2 separate regions of the Mus musculus genome follow, and region 2 is linked to region 1. The links are chromatin contacts, found by POLR2A ChIA-PET in ENCODE. All regions are on one chromosome and are shown on one strand. Each heading gives the region's core, a stretch centred on a gene start or an enhancer-like site at or near the end of the contact. The rest is flanking DNA. Distances are from core to core; before and after follow the strand shown. Region 1 holds the start of 4933423K11Rik (a long non-coding RNA gene). Region 2 holds the start of Cct7 (chaperonin containing Tcp1, subunit 7 (eta)).

Region 1 (4,013 bases), core at 1,422-3,921:
AGTAAATTAAGGCTCCCGTTCAGATCAAGGGATAGCACGTCAGACTCTCCCGGGAGCACTGTTCTTGGCTAAAAACAGGCCCACCTGGACTTGCAGGCTGGGCCAGCTCCACTAAGAAAGATTCAAGGCCAAGGCCAAGAGGGAAGCAAGGGCACTGAGCAACAATAACAACAGAAGTCCAAGAAGCTTCTCCCTGCAAGCTGGTCTCCCCCACCTGACCCTTTCAGTCCACCCGGCCCTAATGCTTACCCCATGTATAATGTACCAGAGTAGCTGAAGGGTAATGGGGCTATGGCAATGGGGAAAGGAAAGAGCTAAGGGAGCAGAAGAGAGCATTCCACCCCACACCCAGCCCCCTGATCGGCCTGGACCAGGAAGGAGGGTGAGGACACAAAAGAGGGAGGAAAAAGAAGAAAACAAGGACCAAGTTATACCTCATGACTCCACACCCAGCAACTAAACAGCAAGTCATGAGGGAAGGAGAGAAGCCAGGGGAGGGAGGATGAAGTCAGGTCACAGCCCTGCCTGGAATGTGCCCAGGTCTATCCCACCCCAGCCACAGTGGGCCAGCCAGGAAAGCCCTTCCCTAGTCATGTTTTGGAAAAAAGAAAAAATTGCTCAAGGTCAGATCCTTTCTATTCAAAGCCTGCTTTCCTCTTCGTCTGCACCAGGCTGAAGGCTCATCCCTCTCCAGCAAGCCTTCTTTGACTTACTCAAAACCAGCAAACCTTGCCTAGCAGTTCTCCTACGGAGGGACACCACTCTGCACCCATTCTCTGGGACCCCACCCAGGAGGCTTAGAAATTAACTGGCCCAAGCAAGCCACAGCAGGTGGTCAGCCCTGGGGACTGACTTCTACATGGTCCCTGGCCCAAACAGGAAAAGGTGATCCAAGTCTTAGGTCTTTTATTTTGTTTATTTGGTTTGGTCTTCAAGGCAGGGTTTCTCTGTGTAGCCTGGCTGGCCTGGAATACAGAAATACACACAGCTCTGTCTCTCAAATGATGGCGTTAAAGGTGTGTGCCACCACAGCAAAGACAAATCTTAGGTTTTGATCTTAACCCTACAAAGGACACACTCTGACAAAATAAATGTTTAACCTCCTACCCTTCCCAGGCTTTGGTGTCTCTGGCCTTTGAACCCAGCATTGGGGAGGCAGAGACAGTAGAATCTCTGAGTTCAAAGGCAGCCAGGTCTACATAGCATGTTCCAGGACAGACAGCGCTACGTAGAAAGACCCTGTCTCGAAACAAAACAAAACAATAAGAACTTTTCCTATCCTTTCTAGAGAAAATAATCCGGAGAACTGAGGGCATTATAACCACTGTCCCACTGACCCAAGCTGATTCAAATGTACCCTTCTTTACTCCGAGGTGGGCCAATGCTCTCAGTCCTGGTACCCTAAGACAGAGTCACAGAGTACGTCTATACGGTGAGGTGTATCCCTGAACGTTCAAAGGCCAAGTGTCCTGTGTAACCCCTGGGAAGGCTGGGGTGTCTCCCTTCAATCTTGCCTTGGAAGATAACACCTCACCTTCCTGCTTCTACAAGGTGAGACTTCCTCTCCACTACCTACAGGCTAGTCACCTCTTTGAGGAAAAGAAGGCAGACCCTGAAGTCTTTAAATTTCCCTTCTTGAATTCCCACAGCCTCAGAATCCCATTCCGAACTTTCCTTGGCCATGTACTGCCAACGCTTGGTCACTACACCAACTCCATCAGGCCTTCCAGGCCCACCAGGCTGCTGGGGAGACAGTCAGGGGGAATTGGGGAGGGCAGAAGGCTGAATGAGAAGTAACAAACAGTATACGGGTTTGTGTCCTTGAGTGGGAGGACCGGGTCCAGACGTCCCAACCAGCCCCGCCCGGTTAGGCCTTCAACCGTTTTTGTCCCTGCTCCCAGCGCCCCAGACTCACTGCGTGTGCTGGGCGCGGCCTGCGCGGAAGACCTCGTCCAGAGCTACGGTTGCCCGGCCCAGAAACTTGTCCACGCCGATGAGTGAGCGATGCATGGTGGTGAGCACGAGCTCGCAGGCGGCGTTGGGGCCGGAGGCCCAGGGCGCAGGGCCCGCATCTGCCTCCTGTGCCCGCAGCAGGCCGTCCAGGGCTCCAGGCGGTAGCTCGAACGAACACTCTTCGCACCATTCCGGGCAGCCTTGCGTCTTCTCCACTACCGAGGTGCTGTACTTCTCTCGGCCCACCTGGATCACCGTGTACGCGTCGCTGGTGCTGCCGGCGCCCGAGCTCTTGCCCCTCAACCCGCTGGCCCGCAGCACGGTCACCTGGACATGCGTGGGCAGCCAGCGGGAGGATCCGGCCGCCGGCTCAGGGTCCCGCACCAGAGCCATGGCGGACCCTGGGACAGAGTGACAGACGTGGCAGCCGCGGGATGCTGTCAGGAGCCGGCTCCCCCGCGCCGCCTGCAGCGCACCGACCGCCGCAGCTGCGGGCTGGCCTGGGCCAAGCGGGCCGCCGCCTCCCCGCCGCCCCGCCTCCCGGGCGGCCGGCCGCCCCGCGACGTCACGCCCCGCCTAGGCCCAGGCCAGGCCCCGCCCCCAGTTCCACCAGCATATAGCTGCCTAAGAGCTAAAGAAACCCAGAGAGGGGCGCGGCCTCTGCAAAGATGTGGGCGGGGCTTTCTCACTGGCCCAGCCCCTCTGGGGGAACCTCAAGCTCCCGCTGCTCTTCTAAAAGGTGACCGGTGCAGAAGGGCGCGGCCTCTGCGTGTGTTGGGGGAGAGGATTGAGATCTGGCCATGCCTTAATCACGACCGGATTCGCTTGTGCACAGTGCGGAACTGCAAAGGAAGAAATGGAGGGGGCTAGGGACGAAGGCCGCTTGCAGCCTCTGCAGAGAGGTGGGCGTGGTTACCACCATGGCCCCGCCCCGTTTAGGCAGCGACTCCAAGCTAGAGAGCCGAACCTCTCTGCATAACTATCCACCGCGCTCTACCTGGACAGTGTCAGGGTTTTCTGCAAGCTCCTGTACTCCTGAAAGCCCTCGCTGCTTCGAAGATCCATTCTGCTCGGCGTGGATTTGAGGGTAGATAAGATGCCTACTCTAGAGACCCCCTAAATCGCACATGCGCTCCCATTTTCAACTCTCTACATATATGTGATGACCTAGAGCCGCCGCTGGGAAATCACTGGAGTGGGACTTAAAACAATCTTTTTCTGCTTTGATTTTTCCCCCACTCCCTTTTTTTTTTTTTTTTTTTTTTTTGGAAACGGAGTCTCTTCTGGCTCTCCTGGAACCTGCTATGTAGATTACGGCTCGAATTGTTAAATTCCTGCCTCCACTGAGTGCTGGGATTAAAGGCGTGCCCACTGGTTTTAAAACTTTTGTGTGGCCAGGTGTAGTAGTGCTCACCTTTAATCCCAGCACTTCCACTTGGGAGGCAGAGGAGGAAAGATCTTTTTGAGTTTGAGACCAGCCTGGTCTACATAGTGAGTTCCAGGCTAGCTAAAACATTAGCCTTATATACAAACAAGGCAAACAGGGCCTTGTTGGTAGTAGACAAGCATTCTACCACAGGACTAATCTTCCACCTCTAAATCCATTCATACTTGCCTACTGTGTGTTGTGTTCTGAGAACTGCCAGCACACTTGTTTCATTATTAAGATAATGGTTAATAATTATGGATGCTGAATTTCAGCAAGAGTCGGCCAACAACTGACTCATGAGCTTTCTGTGCATGACCTCACTCATTCTTCAGAGCCACCCTATATGTGAATTTGGTTTCCCAGAAGGCAGAATTATAGGTTAGATAAATTTACCTAAGATGCATAACAAAGAAGCTGTTGTAGCACAGCCTATAATCCCAGGACTCTGAAGGCAAATTCAAGGCCAGCCTGGGCTACATGGTGAGCCTTTACTTTTTTCTGTTAACTTTCAGAGCCTACCCTTAAATTAGATTTTTTTTTTCAATTTTCAAGACAGAGCCTCTCTGTGTAACCTTGGATGTTGTGGAACTCTCTTTGTAAATCAGGCTGGCCTTGAACTCACAGAGATCCA
Region 2 (3,891 bases), core at 1,116-3,615, 77 kb after region 1:
TCAGAGTGGACAGGGAAGCCCCCAAGTTTCTAACCAAAACTTACAAGTTTGCTCTGGTCTCACCAACATCTTCTAGATCAGTCACTGTCATCTCTTGTCCTGACCCAACCTATCTAGCCTTGCTTCCATGTCTTCTTTTTCAGATGGGGGTTTTGCTATGTGGCCCAGACTGGTTTTCAACCTTCTAGGCTCAAGCAATCCTCCTGCCTCAGCTTCTCATCTGCCTTCATTTTTTTTGTATTTTTAATTTAAATTTTATGTATATGTGTGCTTTGGCTGCATATATGTTCATGCACCATGTGTGTGCCTGGTGCTAGCCGAGTCTGTAAGAGGGTATCAGCTCCCCAGAAATGGAGGGACAGACAGTGGTGAGCTGGGACCTATGGAAGAACAACTAGTATTCCTTTTTTTTTTTTTTTCCTCGAGACAGGGTCTCTCTGTATAGCCCTGGCTGTCCTGGAACTCACTTTGTAGACCAAGTTGGCCTCGAACTCAAAAGATCCGCCTGCCTCTGCCTCCCAAGTGCTGGGATTAAAGGCGTGCACCACCACTGCCGGGCACAACTAGTATTCCTAACTGCCAAGCTGTCTGTCCAGCTCTCTGCCTCTGTCCACCTGCCCCACTGCAAGAGCTTCAATGTCCCCTTCACCTACTAAAGTGTATGCTGCTGTTGGCTGTGGTGTAGAAAGCCCTGCCTGATTTGACTCCTATACCCACTCCACTCTTGTTTCCTCTTTCCCATGTTAAAGCTGTACTGGCTTTTCAGTGTCTTTATCTTTTTGGGTCTTCCTAAAAGTTTACCTGTCATTTCTCAGAAAGATGCTGCCTTATCCTTCCTCCACCCATTCAAAATATACTTTCTCCCAGCTAATACTTCCTCTGTAATTATGGTGGATTCATAATATTCTATGTCAGCTTCTTTCATCGCAGCAGTGATTCTAAGTATGTGGCTTTTTAAAAAAGACTTATTTATTTTATGTGAATACACGGTCTCTCTCTCTTCAGACACACCAGAAGAGGGCATCAGATCCCCATTACAAATGGTTGTGAGCCACCATGTGGTTGCTGGGACTTGAACTCAGGACCTCTGGAAGAGCAGTCAGTGCTCTTAACCACTGAACCACCTCTCCAGCCTTAAGTATGTGGCTTTATACAGAGATGAATCTCCAGTGCCTAGGACACAGTGGCTGCTCAGTAAAGGTTACTAAACAAAGAACTCTGCCCAGCTCTGCTGTCCTGAACAAGAGAATGGCCAAAAAAACCACGAGAGCTTTGCTAGGATATTTTTTCTCAGTTGGATTTGAGTCCCTGGATTCTTTAAACTTGCCAGAAAGGCAAGTAAATGTTGATGGATGGAAGCTCAGGTCTGTTAGTCAATCCAATTGCTGTGTCTATAATTGATCCTGTCTATGGTCCAAATTACAGCTCAGACAGAGCTAAGGGGGCTTGCAGCTTTTTGTCCTGAGTGTAGGTACACTTCATCAGATGGATAACCCCCCCCCCCCCCCAGGAAGCCTTCTGGATTAACACCAGGCAACCCTTTCCACAAGCACACCCCTGTCTGGCATTTGATGTGCTTATCTAATAAGCTTCGGGTATATGCATGTGTTCACTTAACGCGTAGGTGTGTACATTTATGTTCGAGTTGTGTAAGTGGGTGCCTGTGCGTGTGAGCCCATATGTGTGTTCCTGCCTATAAGAACGCTCACATCCTCCGTTCTGGATCTCTAGCTGTCACCAGGGTCGCCTTCAGTGGGAGGAAAGCTGAAAGCTCTTGTTTCGACGGGGAGGGGTGGGGTTGTCAGGTTGTGCCTACTCACTGACCCGGGAACCAGCATCCACCCGCTGCAGCCGTCTAGTCCCTGGATCTGGGCGGCCCAAACTCGCGGGGTCCCCAAGGTGACCCGTGGCCCCCAGCCCGGGAAGCGCGCACGCTGGATTCCCGCCCCGCCCGCCTGTCCGTCGCCGCTCACCGTGGGCCGCGACGCACGTGGGCAGCCAGAGCACGAGACAGCACCAGCCCGCGGCGCCACGGCTCATCTCCAGGGCCCGTCCCGCCGCCGCCGCCGCCGCCGTCCCGCCGCGATCCCTCGCCCGACTTTAGCCTGACAGCTGCCACGGCCTCCCTCAGGCCCGCTCTCCGCGCCGGTTGGAGCACAGAACGGAGGCCAGCGGCTGATTGGCCGCCACGCCTGTTCGTGTGGCCGCACTTTCCTCCTCTGCGCCCTAGGCCACTTCCTATTGGCCAGGAGAAGTGGAACCGGGCGCTGATTGGCCAAAACTCTTAATAGCAACTGCAGTTCGCGGCCCCGCCCCCGCACTCCTCCTTATAGACGCGCCTCCCGGAACCTGCGGTGGGCGGCTCGCGGGGTTGCGCGGGATCCACGGCTCTCCTCCCCAGGCAGAGACGGGCCTCGCGCGAAGGGGCAGGCGGCACGGCGCCGCCTCGGCCGATAAGGGGCGCTACAGAGCTAGAAGCCGACCCGAGCAAATTTCCTGCGCCCGAGCGGGCCGCGCACCTGTGACCCGGGACACTGTTCCCAACTTCCCAAGCTACCTGTGAAACTCACGGAGCTCCCTCGCCACGGAGCTGAGCAGGTGCAGTGAGATCACTCACCTAAGGTGCTTCTCCTAGCCGGTGTTCAGTACTGATAGCTCATTGCACGTCTACCATGGCGTCTGGGAGCGCGGGCTGAGGCGGGACCTTACCGCACCTTACAAACCAAAAGCACTGCGAGACTCGATGACCCCCGCCAAAGCTAACGCGAGTTCCTAGAGCGTCCCTGGACCTCCGACTCCTCTAGCCGGCTACCTCGGGAGCTAACCATAGAGTGGCGGAAGTGGTCCGGCCCCTTCCTCTCCCGGGCTAACGTCTCGCCAGAAGCTTCTGGGCATTTCTCCGGCGCGGAGCATTGTGGGCTTGGGTGGGCGGCCCCGAGGCGGACAACTGACGAGTTGCGGGTACCTGAAGCCGCTTCCAAGATGATGGTGAGTGTCTCTCCGCGCATCCGCTGCCATCCACGACCCTGCGGCCCTGGCCCGCCATGCGGAGTGTCTACAGTGGCTCGTTTCCGCTCCCCGGCCGGAGGCGGCCTTGATCCAAAACTGAAGCTGTTGGCGAGAGCCGAATGGGGCTCGCGATGCCGCTGGGCCTGGAAACCATGGATCTCATGGTGCTTGGGACCACAGACCTCTTGTTCAGCCTGTTCCCCGTAATGGAGGCTTGGGTTTTCGGAACCGAGTGTGTGTTGAGCTCTGTACCTCTACCATAAGGCCGGGTTACATCGCCCTGGGAGGTGCGGAAGTGAAGGCGCGAGCTTCTAGGCGCACAGAGGCAGCGTGAGGGTCTTTAGGTTGGGCCAAGTGACGCCCTGCCTGGCATTGTGGTCGTTTACGTTCCCGCATGTGGAAAGACAGAATCCTTCGTTCCTGTTGGAACCTGTTCGTTGGGGGCATTTTTAGTTCTCCCGAATGTACTTGGTGCTGGAAAAGGGCAATTGATGTACACAGTACCAAAGATGGGACGACCTGAGTACTTTAGGCAGGAGAGTCTCTTAAAGGTCTGCCTGTAATCCTCCTGCATCACCCTTTATCCCCGACAGCGTCAGATACCTCCCCTGTTCCCCTGTGATAAACCTGAGTTGTTAGTGAGCAATGTCAACTTCCAAGACAGAATCCTGTGCGTTTGGCATCAGCACACTCGTTAAGTTTTGCTTTTTAGTGTCAATCCTTTGTCTGCCTTTTGCAGCTTCTTCCTATGCGTAGATGCCAGACAGACTTGGAAACCTGTAAGGTCCTCCCTCTGCTACCAAATTACAGCTTCTCCTCCGAAGGAGTCCCTACAGAAGCATGTCCATGCTCCCTGACCCCTAGCGCTTGAAATTGATTTGG

The links. ChIA-PET counts read pairs that join two places held with the same protein, here RNA polymerase II (POLR2A).
Region 2: POLR2A ChIA-PET joins it to region 1 with 49 read pairs in embryonic stem cell. The contact joins the promoter of Cct7 here to the promoter of 4933423K11Rik in region 1. POLR2A ChIA-PET finds 5 or more read pairs at or near these places in 4 of 5 experiments (Patski and embryonic stem cell).

Annotation. Positions count from the first base shown.
Region 1 is chr6:85,372,183-85,376,195 of GRCm38, forward strand. It overlaps 4933423K11Rik (a long non-coding RNA gene), which reads left to right and starts at 2,672. Exons shown (of 4, transcript XR_869208.2): 1 at 2,672-3,040. It overlaps Rab11fip5 (RAB11 family interacting protein 5 (class I)), which reads right to left and starts at 2,452. Exons shown (of 6, transcript NM_001003955.2): 1 at 1,916-2,452. The coding sequence starts at 2,346.
Region 2 is chr6:85,449,140-85,453,030 of GRCm38, forward strand. Cct7 (chaperonin containing Tcp1, subunit 7 (eta)) reads left to right here and starts at 2,366. Exons shown (of 12, transcript NM_007638.4): 1 at 2,366-2,988. The coding sequence starts at 2,983. Pradc1 (protease-associated domain containing 1) reads right to left here and starts at 2,163. Exons shown (of 5, transcript NM_001163427.1): 1 at 1,974-2,163. The coding sequence starts at 2,040.